Regions from separate parts of the Homo sapiens genome. Here region 1 is linked to region 2. Evidence: chromatin contacts called from ENCODE Hi-C data. All regions are on one chromosome and are shown on one strand. Each heading gives the region's core, a stretch centred on a gene start or an enhancer-like site at or near the end of the contact. The rest is flanking DNA. Distances are from core to core; before and after follow the strand shown. Region 1 holds the start of VWCE (von Willebrand factor C and EGF domains). Region 2 overlaps MS4A15 (membrane spanning 4-domains A15).

The links. Hi-C counts contacts between places; a loop is a spot of excess contacts on that map. Pooled maps may share reads with other maps.
Region 1: a loop to region 2 is called in a map of chondrocyte, with 2.6 times the contacts of the local background. The contact joins the promoter of VWCE here to the enhancer-like site in region 2. A Hi-C loop is called at or near these places in 1 of 168 maps with a recorded cell type or tissue (chondrocyte) and 8 of 50 pooled maps.

Annotation. Positions count from the first base shown.
Region 1 is chr11:61,291,865-61,296,873 of GRCh38, forward strand. VWCE (von Willebrand factor C and EGF domains) reads right to left here and starts at 3,452. Exons shown (of 20, transcript NM_152718.2): 1 at 3,064-3,452. The coding sequence starts at 3,173. RefSeq lists silencers at 2,272-2,531, 2,972-3,281, 3,462-3,531 and an enhancer at 2,503-3,205.
Region 2 is chr11:60,772,404-60,777,399 of GRCh38, forward strand. MS4A15 (membrane spanning 4-domains A15) reads left to right here. Exons shown (of 7, transcript NM_001098835.2): 5 at 989-1,081; 6 at 1,434-1,547; 7 at 3,202-4,330. The coding sequence ends at 3,312. Among named protein-coding and RNA genes, the nearest start is that of MS4A10, 10 kb to the right of the region's middle. RefSeq lists enhancers at 2,037-2,668, 2,669-3,298, 3,299-3,928 and a silencer at 3,035-3,154. Within about 2 kb of position 3,153, at least 2 of the 41 ENCODE cell types and tissues checked have a DNase peak (open chromatin) inside an H3K27ac peak, as active enhancers do.

The sequences.
Region 1 (5,009 bases), core at 2,202-4,701, 520 kb after region 2:
ATAGATGAGGAGCCCCAGGGGTGGCTGCCTCAGGACCTTTGCACTTGCAGTTCCTGCTATAAGAAAGGTTCTTATGGCTGGGTGTGGTGGCTCACGCCTGTAATCCCAGCACTTTGGGAAGCCGAAGCAGGCTGATCATTTTGAGCCCAGGAGTTTGAGACCAGCCTGGGCAACATGGTGAAACCTCGTTTCTACTAAAAACACAAAAACTAGCTGGGCATGGTGACACACACCTGTAGGGTCAGCTACTCGGGAGGCTGAGGTGGGAGAATGGCTTGAGCCTGTGAGGCAGAGGTTGCAGCGAGCCAAGTTGGCGCCACTGCCCTTCAGCCTAAGTGACAGAGCCAGACCGTCTCAAAACAAAAAAAAAAAAAAGAGAGAGAGAAAGATTCTTCCTCAGACACACACTGGGCTTCCTCTCTCCCTTCACCCAGATCTCTGCCCATGGCACCTTCTCAGAGAGGCCTTCCTTGTCCACCCTTACCTTGCTTTATTCTCCACAACATTTACTTCCTGTGACATTAGATTTTAATTTATTAATTCATTGTCTCCCCTACAACTCCCTGATGACAAGGGTTTCTTATCTATTTACCCCAGCACGTACAGGAGTGCCTGGCATGTAGTAGGTGCTCAATAAATGGCTGTTGAGGGAAAGGTTGAGAAGGGCAATGGCATAGGTGACATCTCTTGGGTGGGTGTGGGGTCATGAATGAGCTGCCCAAAACTGGAGGCAGTAGGGGTCTGTTCAAGCAGGAATGAGGTCCAGAAAGGGCAGGAAGCCAGATGCATCCAACTGGTGCTGGGTGCTGAGTAAGGCGTGACCATACAGCCATAAACAAACTACTGCCCCCACCTTCAAGGAAAGTAGGGCAGACCAGGAGCTAGGTGATAACAGCATAGAGTGACAAATGCCACAGTGGGACAGACTGTGGAGCCCTGAGGAGGGTCAGGGGGGGTTCCTGGAAGGGCAGCATCTAGGCTGAGGTGAGAGAGAAAACTTTGGGAGGCCAAGGCAGGCAGATAACTTGAGGTCAGGAGTTTGAGACCAGCCTGGCCAACATGGCAAAACCCTGTCTCCACTAAAAAAAAAATACAGGCCGGGCGCGGTGGCTCACGCTTGTAATCCCAGCACTTTGGGAGGCCAAGGCGGGCGGATCACCCGAGGTCAGGAGTTTGAGACCAGCCTGACCAACATGGAGAAACCCCGACTCTACTAAAAATGCAAAATTAGCCGGGCATGGTGGCGCATGCCTGTAATCCCAGCTACTTGGGAGGGTGAGGTAGGAGAATTGCTTGAACCTGGGAGGCGGAGGTTGCGGTGAGCTGAGATCACGCCACTGCACTCCAGCCTGGGCAACAAGAGCAAAACTCCATCTCAAAAAAAAAAAAAAAAAAAAAAAAAATTAGCCAGGTGTGGTGGCATGTGCCTGTTGTCCCAGCTGCTCGAGAGGCTGAGGCATGAGAATCGCTTGAACCCAGAAGGCAGAGGCTGCAGTGAGCCGAGATCGCACCACTGCACTCCAGCCTGGGTGACAGAATAAGATTCTGTCTCAAAAAAAAAAAAAAAAAAAGTAGGGCAGCCAGCAAAAGAAGAGGAAGGGAGAGGGTGTTCTAGCAGGGGAAACAGCACAACTGCAGGCCTGGAGGGGGACAGAGAGGACAACTGCAACCAGCTCCAGTCATGGACTGGACAGAGGGTGATGAAATCCAGCCTGGTTTGAGCTTCCAACCCCACCGCAACAGAAAAGGGACAAGAAACCCCTTCCCAATGGTGTTCCACCAATGTTCAGAGCGGAGGGAAGATGATTCTGCGAGGCAGGCACTTTGTAAAGCACCCACTCTGCGCTGGGCACTGGGGACATGGGACAAGGCAAACTTAGCGTGTTCTTGGGGAGAAAAATCTGTGCCAAAATGTGACAAGTATTCCGGAAAGGGAAGCTCAGGGTGCAATGGCAGCACACAAAAGTCTGAGGAAAGCTGTCCCTGGGGCCTTTTTCCCTCTCTGAGGTCATCACAGAAGAAAGGGGGGGCCCTCCTGCTGGCGGGAGCTGGCAGTGAAGTCTCATCCACCCCCTTGCTGGAGTGATTATGGCAGCAGCCTGAGAAGGAGGGGACCGGGCGAATGAGCGGAGCCTTGGGACTCTCAGAAACGGACAGGCAGTGCCACCAAGGCGGCAGATAAAAGGGTGCCCAGGGAGGCTGATGGAGTCGAACTCTCAGGTGGGCAGGGACCGAGCACCCGCCAGAGCGCCCTAAGGAGCCTCCTAGGGCTGGTGACAGAGGGACAGGTGGTGGGAGCCTGTGGAACGCCGGGGAGTCGGGGCAGGTTCTGAGCAGGAACTGGCGGTGGCTGTGGAACACACGTGTGAGCTACAAGCCTGGCCGGGCCGCCCCCGCTGCGCGCCCCCCGGAGGACGTGGCCGCGGGCCAGGCCGCCTGCTGACACAGTGTTCCCTAGCTCCGAGCATCACGCACACACGCGCACGGCCCCACCGCGGCCCGGGGGAAAGCACGTGCGGAGGGCGGCATCCATCGCGAAAGACAGCGGAGGGGCATGCACCCCACCCCCACGCGCGCACACGCACGGACAGAAAACGAAAAGTGACCCAGAGACCCCGGCTGTTCCAAGGTCCATGAAGTTCGTAGGGCCAAGACCCAGGGAAAGCCCCGCGCGGCAGGGGAGGCCAGGCGCTGCCCGGGCAGAGCCACGGGCACGCTGGGGGGTGAGCCAGCCAGTCCGGAGACCAGATGGCACGTCCTGGGCTCCCCTCTCCAGAGGTCCGCGCTCCAGGGCACATTAGGAGTCACCCAACGCCTGGACCTCCGATCTCCCAGGTCCCAGTCTGGACAGCCCCAGCCAGGGGGGCACGATGAGCACCCGCCTAGAGGCACAAGTTGCTGACTCTTTGTGCCGTCCCCGAGCTGTGCCCGCGCTGATAGCACCCCAGAGGAAGCCCCGACACGCGGCTGCCTGCGGCTCCTGAGCGCCCCTCCGCGCCTCTCGACTGCACGCCGGTAGCGCTCTCCCGGGCGGGGGAGCGGGGAGGAGCTCCGGGCGCTTACCTCTCGGCCGCGAAGTGCCCGGGCGGCTTCCTCCCGGTGTAGCCTCGGGCTGGTGCCCCCGGCAGCAGGAGCGCGACACAGGCGGCCCGAAGGAGCAGTCCGGCCCACATGACCGGCGGCGGCGGGTCCCCCGGGCTGGGCTCGGCTCCTGCGCCGCGCGCGGGAGAGGGGGCTGCCGGCCCTCGCCCCTCCTCCTGGCGCCGTGGGGAGCGAACCAGCGATCCCCGAAATGGCACGCAGAGCTGAGCAGGGGGGCTTGGGACGCCGAGAGGAGGGGCCGAGGGCCGCGAGGGGACGCGGCGGACGATTGTGGGGAGGGTCTCTGGCACCTCGAAGCGAAACACACAAAGGCAACGCCGCCCGCCTGCTGATGCCTCTCCGAGAGGCGCGGAGCCCGGGGCGGGGGCAAAGATCAGGGACCCCTGGGGGCGGGGTTTCGCCCTCGGCCCACACCCCCTGCCCCGGTTTGGGAGTCGGCTTCCTGCGAAGCGCTGACTGAAGGCGTCAGACCGAGGCCCCGGGAGGAAACAGACTTCGGGAACAAGGCTAGCACCAGAGGCTGCGCGCCCCGGGCATGGCCCCTGTCGGTGGGACCCGAGACGCCTTGTTGTGACGAGGTGGGAACCGTGGAAATTCGAACCCACGACGCCAGGTCGCTGTGCCGCTGAGCAGTTCTAGGCCTGCCCCCAGCCTGCCAGAAGGTCTGCACCCTAACGCCGGAGTGCGTTGATCTGTGGGTCCAACCGCTCCCTGGCCTGGGGCCCTAGCCACTTTTGAAGCCCCGGGCTCCTCTGGGCACCCAGGGGGCAGATGGCCGGCCTCCCGACTGCTGGTGGCAAGACCAGGAAGCAGCTGGCGCCGTTGGCAGTGGAGAGGCAGCAGCAGATCTGGAAGGCTCCTCTTTGCCCCTTCTGCAGCTGCCCCAGGCCGTGGTCAGAGACTGGGGGGCTGCCTAGGGATTTAGGCAAAGAAGGGGTGCGGAAATCAAAATCATCCCGCTGGGAGAAAGCTGAAAGGATAACTGATTTTACCTTCTGCTCCATGCAGTAATCTTTCCCTTAGCCACCCACAATTAGTCAAGATTTTGCTTAAATACTTCCAGGGGTAAGAAACTCACTATCTGTTAAGAAGCGGCCCAATCCAGTTTTGAACCACATTTGTTTTAAAGTGTCTTCACTTCCCAGTTGAACAATCCCTGTTCCTTTGGCCTTCCTGCTACCTCTGCCTTTACTGAGGTGCTTAACATTGGTGGCCACAAATGGACATGGCGTACCAGCGGTGGCCTGGACTCGTGCCTCCTTCCTGCAGACACCATACTTTTACTAATGCACCCTAATATTACGTTTTTGGCAACCCCATGATGTTAATTATGACACATTGAGTTTGCAGTAAAGAAAAACCACAGGTGGCCGGGCGCGGTGGCTCACACCTGTAATCCCAGCACTTTGGGAGGCTGAGGTGGGCGGATCACCTGAGGTCAGGAGTTCCAGAACCAGCCTAGCCAATATGGTGACGCCCCATCTCTACTAAAAATACAAAAATTAGCTGGGCATGGTGGCGGGCGCCTGTATTCCCAGCTACTCAGGTTGAGGCAGGAGAATCACTTGAACCCAGGAGGCAGAGGTTGCAGTGAGCCAAGATTGCACCATTGCACTCCAGCCTGGGCGACAGAGCAAGGCTCCATCTCAAAAAAAAAAAAGAACGAAAAAAAGCAGGCATTTTTTGTTGTGCTTTTATGTTATTTAAACACAAGCTGCCAAGTGGTCTCCCTACCTGAAGCTGTGTGGCCCCATTTTTTTTTTTTTTTTTTTAGATGGAGTCTTTCTCTGTCGCCCAGGCTGGAATGCAGTGGCACGATTTCGGCTCACTGCAACCTCCATCTCCCGGGTTCAAGCAATTCCCCTTCCTCAGCCTCCCGAGTAGCTGGGACTACAGGCGCACATCAC
Region 2 (4,996 bases), core at 1,903-4,402:
AGAAGCGAGGACTCTCCGGACCAAACCCAGTGTCCCCCGGGCTGTGAGCTCCAGGAGGACAAGACCTGACTTACTCTCTCCTGGACTCACAGCACTTTGCATAGTGCCTGGCATGCAGTAGGTGCTCAATAAAAGCTTTTGGCTTAATCAATTAATGGATTTCTTGTGAGGCTGTTCTGATCTCAATGACCTCCTGATTGCCATTTAAAAAGAAGAATCAGGGGTCTTTAAACCTGAAGAGGTCCTAGAGTCCCCAGCCCACCCATGAATGTTTCCCCTTGGGGCAGTTTAACCAGAAGGCTCCAGCTACGGGTCACGAGACCGTCAGGTTCGGGCTGCACGGGGATGGTGACCCCTGGGTGGCTGCCTGGACCACCCCAGGAGTCACTTGCCCTGCACGCTCTTTAGACCCTGGAGTCCTAGGCCTCTCAGCCCACCCAGACTTCAGACCTTCAGCTCCTGCCTCTCCTGTCTCCCCTGCCTGGTGCCCCACCAGTGTCTGCAGTGCCTCACTCCGCCAGCCACTTCCTGGAACCTCATAGAAATGAACTCAACCCCTCTCCCAACCAGGCCTCAGTGTCCACAGCAAAGAGCCTCCCCCAACCCATGCCCCTGAGCAGGCCTCAGCTGCAGCTTCTCCTGCGAGGTGCTGGGCCTGGGGGAGAGGGAGCCACAGTACGGGGTAAGCTGGAGGCTGCAAACTCCACCCAGAAAGGCTGTAAAGGAGGTGGTGCCCTTCTCCCTAGCAGCTTCCAAGAAGACGAGAGAAGGAAAGAGAGACAACAAGACCTCCTCCCGAGGTCCCAGGGGAGGAGAAGAGAAAAGGGGAGCAGTCAATGAGAACACAGCTGTGTGCAGGGTGGTGTGGCCACTGCCTCCTTGGCTGTGGGAGGCAGCGTGCTGGGGGCTGGGCAGCTGAGCCACAGCCCCTGCCTTTTCTCCTTCTCTTTGCCTATTCCCTCTGCTCCTGTCTCTCTGCTCTCTGCAGGTGAGGAGCAGCCTGGGCACCAACATCCTCAGCGTCATGGCGGCCTTTGCTGGGACAGCCATTCTGCTCATGGATTTTGGTGTTACCAACCGGGTGCGTTGTCAGATGGCCCTCGGGGTGGGAAAACTTGGAAAATGATGCAGCCATGTCCAGGAGGGTAGGGAGGTGAGAGTTTGCAGCGCCAGGACGTTGGCAGGGCCTGCCAGTCCCTATAGACCCCATGAATCCATGGATCCTCTGAGCCTTCCCCAAGATAGGCATCAGAAGGAGCAAGGAGGCAGCCTGCAGGGTGAAGGGGAGGGTGCAGGACTGGCGGCAGGGGGACTGGCTCCAGGCACAGCTCTGCTCCCAACTAGCCGCATGACCTTGGGCAAGTGGTTCTCACTCGGGGGACCCCCTTACTCTAGAACTCTGGGCTCACCTTTCTGTGGGTTTTGGTCCCCAGGATGTGGACAGGGGCTATCTGGCCGTGCTTACTATCTTCACTGTCCTGGAGTTCTTCACAGCGGTCATTGCCATGCACTTCGGGTGCCAAGCCATCCATGCCCAGGCCAGTGCAGTGAGTACCCCCACCCCCACCCCCACGTCCACTAAACCTGAGCTGAGCCTGTGTGGAAGGCAGTTGGCTGGGAGCGCGCTCTGCCTCCAGACCCCTCCCTCTGCACTCTGGGAAGCAATAAGAAGAGACAGCGCTAGGAAGGGTGTCCCATCCATGTCAGGGGGCCCAAAGAAGTCTTTGGGCTGGGCATGGTGACTCACACCCATAACCCCAGCACTTTGAAAAATGAGATGGGAGGATCTCTTGAGCCCTGGAGTTTGAGACAAGCCTGGGCAACATAAAAAGATCCTATCGCTACAAAAAAAAATGTATTTTTAATTAGCCATGTGTGATGGTACGTGCCTGTACTCCTAGCTAGTTGGGAGGCTGAGGCAGGAGGATCGCTTGAGCCCAGGAGGTTGAGGCTGCAGTGAGCTATGATCACACCACTGCCCTTCAGCCTGGGTGACAGAGGAAGGCTGTCTCTAAAACCAAAACAAAACCAAAGACGTCTTCGCAGGTCAGTGAAGACAGGACTGCTCTCCCCGTGGCACTGGGTGCACCAGCACCCACAGGGCCACTGCTCTGTGCAGCCCCACAGGCAGCCTTGCAGAATAGAAGGCCCAGGCTCAGGGCATGGGGGCAGTGCTGCACCCAGAGGAGTGAGACTTTTTGGAGTTCCCAGGCCACATGGGAGACAGGGGCATCAGGGAGGGCAGCATGATAGAGATGGAAATTAAGCTTTGATTTCCAAAAAAAATGGAGGACAGTGATGACAGAAAGGGGCTGGAGGGAGTGTTCAAGGCAGGGGAACCAGTTGGAGCAAAGGCTGCCTCGGGCAGGCAAATGCAGGCCACAGGGTGGGGTGCCCTTGGCAGGTGCACGATGGGATGCATTGAGGGTGAGGGGATTGAAGGTCTGAGCAGGGGAGTGAGCTGGTTGAGGGAAATCAGTCAAGAGGATTTGTCCAGTGCCGGAAGGTGGAGAGGGTGGACAAGCGGGGCTCGAGGCCAGGAAGCTGCAAGGAGGCTGGTGCCACGGTGCAGGCAAGAGAGAGCGAAGTCCTGAACCAGGCCAGGGCAGTCGGGAGAGAAAGAACAGCAGAGCCGGACGTGGTGGCTCATGCCTGTAACCCCGGCACTTTGGGAGGCCGAGGCGGGCAGATCATCTGAGGTCAGGAGTTCAAGACCAGCCTGGCCAACATGATGAAACCCCGTCTCTACTAAAAATACAAAAAATTACCTGGGCATGGTGGCAGGCGCCTATAATCCCAGCTACTCGGGAGGCTGAGGCAGGAGAATAGCTTGAACCCAAGAGGCGGAGGTTGCAGTGAGCCGAGATCACGCCATTGCACTCCAGCCTGGGCAACAAGAGCAAAACTCTGTCTCAAAAAAAAAAAGAAAAGAAAAAAAAGAACAGCAGAACGTTAGCGCCTGGAGAAATGGGACTTTTGTCTGTTTTGTTCACTGCTGTACTCCCAATGCCTGGATCATAGCTGGCCCCAGTAAATGTTGTTTGAAATATTGGTTGCACGGAGAGCCCTGAGCATGCGATTCAGACTTGCGGAATTCAGTACCAGGGCGCTGTTCTCAGATTACCCACAAGGGGGCACTATTGAACCACTACCCTGAAGCTCCAGCGTCCTCCAGGACGCTCAGTGCTGTTTTCTTTGCAGCCTGTGATCTTCCTGCCAAACGCCTTCAGCGCAGACTTCAACATCCCCAGCCCGGCAGCCTCTGCGCCCCCTGCCTATGACAATGTGGCATATGCCCAAGGAGTCGTCTGAGTAGCAGATGTGGCACCTGCGGGTGGAGTCCAGCCTTTTCCCTCTGGGCCCAGCCTCTCCCCACCCCCACCTTGTTCATCAGGGGCCAGCCCCATCCCAGCTGCCCTCCCTCACCACATCTACACATACTCCGGCATCTGAGTGAAGTGTCCCCAGGGACATCTCTCCCACACTTTCCCCAGTGCTTTCTTTCTAAAAGACACCGGGCTGACGTCAGGGGTGTGTGTCCTTCAGCTCCCTGAGCCCTGTCACCCTTCCAGGACACCCACCTTGTGCATCTAAGCATTTCTCTGCTCATTGGGGAAATCCTGGCCTCATTGGAGACTCAGGTTCGAGGCCTGCCCTGACCCTCGGGCCTCGGGAAGGTCAGAGAGCCCGGAATCCTCCAGAATGGAAGAGTCTGACTCTGGCATTCCACAGAGGTGCCGATACCAGGCCAAGGCCTCACAGCAGGGTAGTGGCCTGGCCGCAGGTCTCCTGGCCCCAAGATCAGCTCTGTCCTTTGTCATCTGTTGCCACATCCATGGAACTCAGGTTTCCTATTTGGAAACTAGAGTGTTGAACCAGATAAGGTTCATCAGGCCCTTCCAGCTCCCCAGGCTCCCTGAAGTCCTGGGTCTAGGCCAGGCATTGTCCCCCTGCTTCCTGGAAACCCTCATTTTCCTTGTCTGTAATATGAAGTCAGCATTGGCCCCGCCCCCCACCCCCTACCATCTCCCAATGGAGGGGAGGTTGCAGGGGAGAGCTGCCGCCAGCCCACTCCTGAGGCACCACCACAGTCAGCATCGACAGGGGCACAGCAGTGGCAGTTTGGGACCTCCCTGTGCCTCTCAGCACTCCCTTCCCCACCCCCATAGCCCAAGGACAAGGCTACCACAGAAGGTTACCACAGGACCTGGGCTTCGTCTCCAGGGGACAAGGAGACACTGTCAGCCTGGTGTTCACCAGGCCTGGTAGATGAGATGGCTTGTCTCATCCACACCACAGAAGGAAATAAACCATGTGGCTTAAATTTTGAGCTGGTCTTGTTGCAATGACTTTTTCTTTTTAACCTCAGGGGCTTCCAAGGGTCATCCCATGTTTATCAGAGGACCTGGGTAACTATCCCACTGTCACAAAAGGGCACCTCTGGGTGCCTCGCTCTGTGTGGTGTAATCCTTACACTTACTCTGTCCCCATCTCGGTTCAAACAAACATGCCTTCATATCCCCACTCCACAACTAAGGACACTGAAGCTTAAAGGTGTTAAATTATATGCCCAAGGCCACCGAGCTAGTTAGGAGCAAAACTGGGATCCAAACCTAGTTCCATGTGACGTCAGAGTCCGTGTTCTCACCACTTGGTCTCCCCTTAGTACAAACCTAAGTGCTTCCCACCAACCCCTTTTCCTCCTTCCTTCTGTTTCTTCATCCCCAAAACTAAGGCAGGGCTGCATTCCTCAACACACTCACTTCTTCTTCACCCAACAAACTCCCCCTCCTCCTTTAAGGCCCTATTTAAACGTTGCCCCTTCTGTGAAGTCTTCCCAAAGGAAGGGTGGTCCACGTGGTAGCTAAGTGCCGTGACCACAACACTGGAATGAGGGTGGGGCAAGGGAGGTGCCATTCAAGGGGACATTCACTCTCAGGATCATGCCAGTGCAGAGTTGGTGTAAGGGGTACAACAAGCTTTGGCTTTTACAATC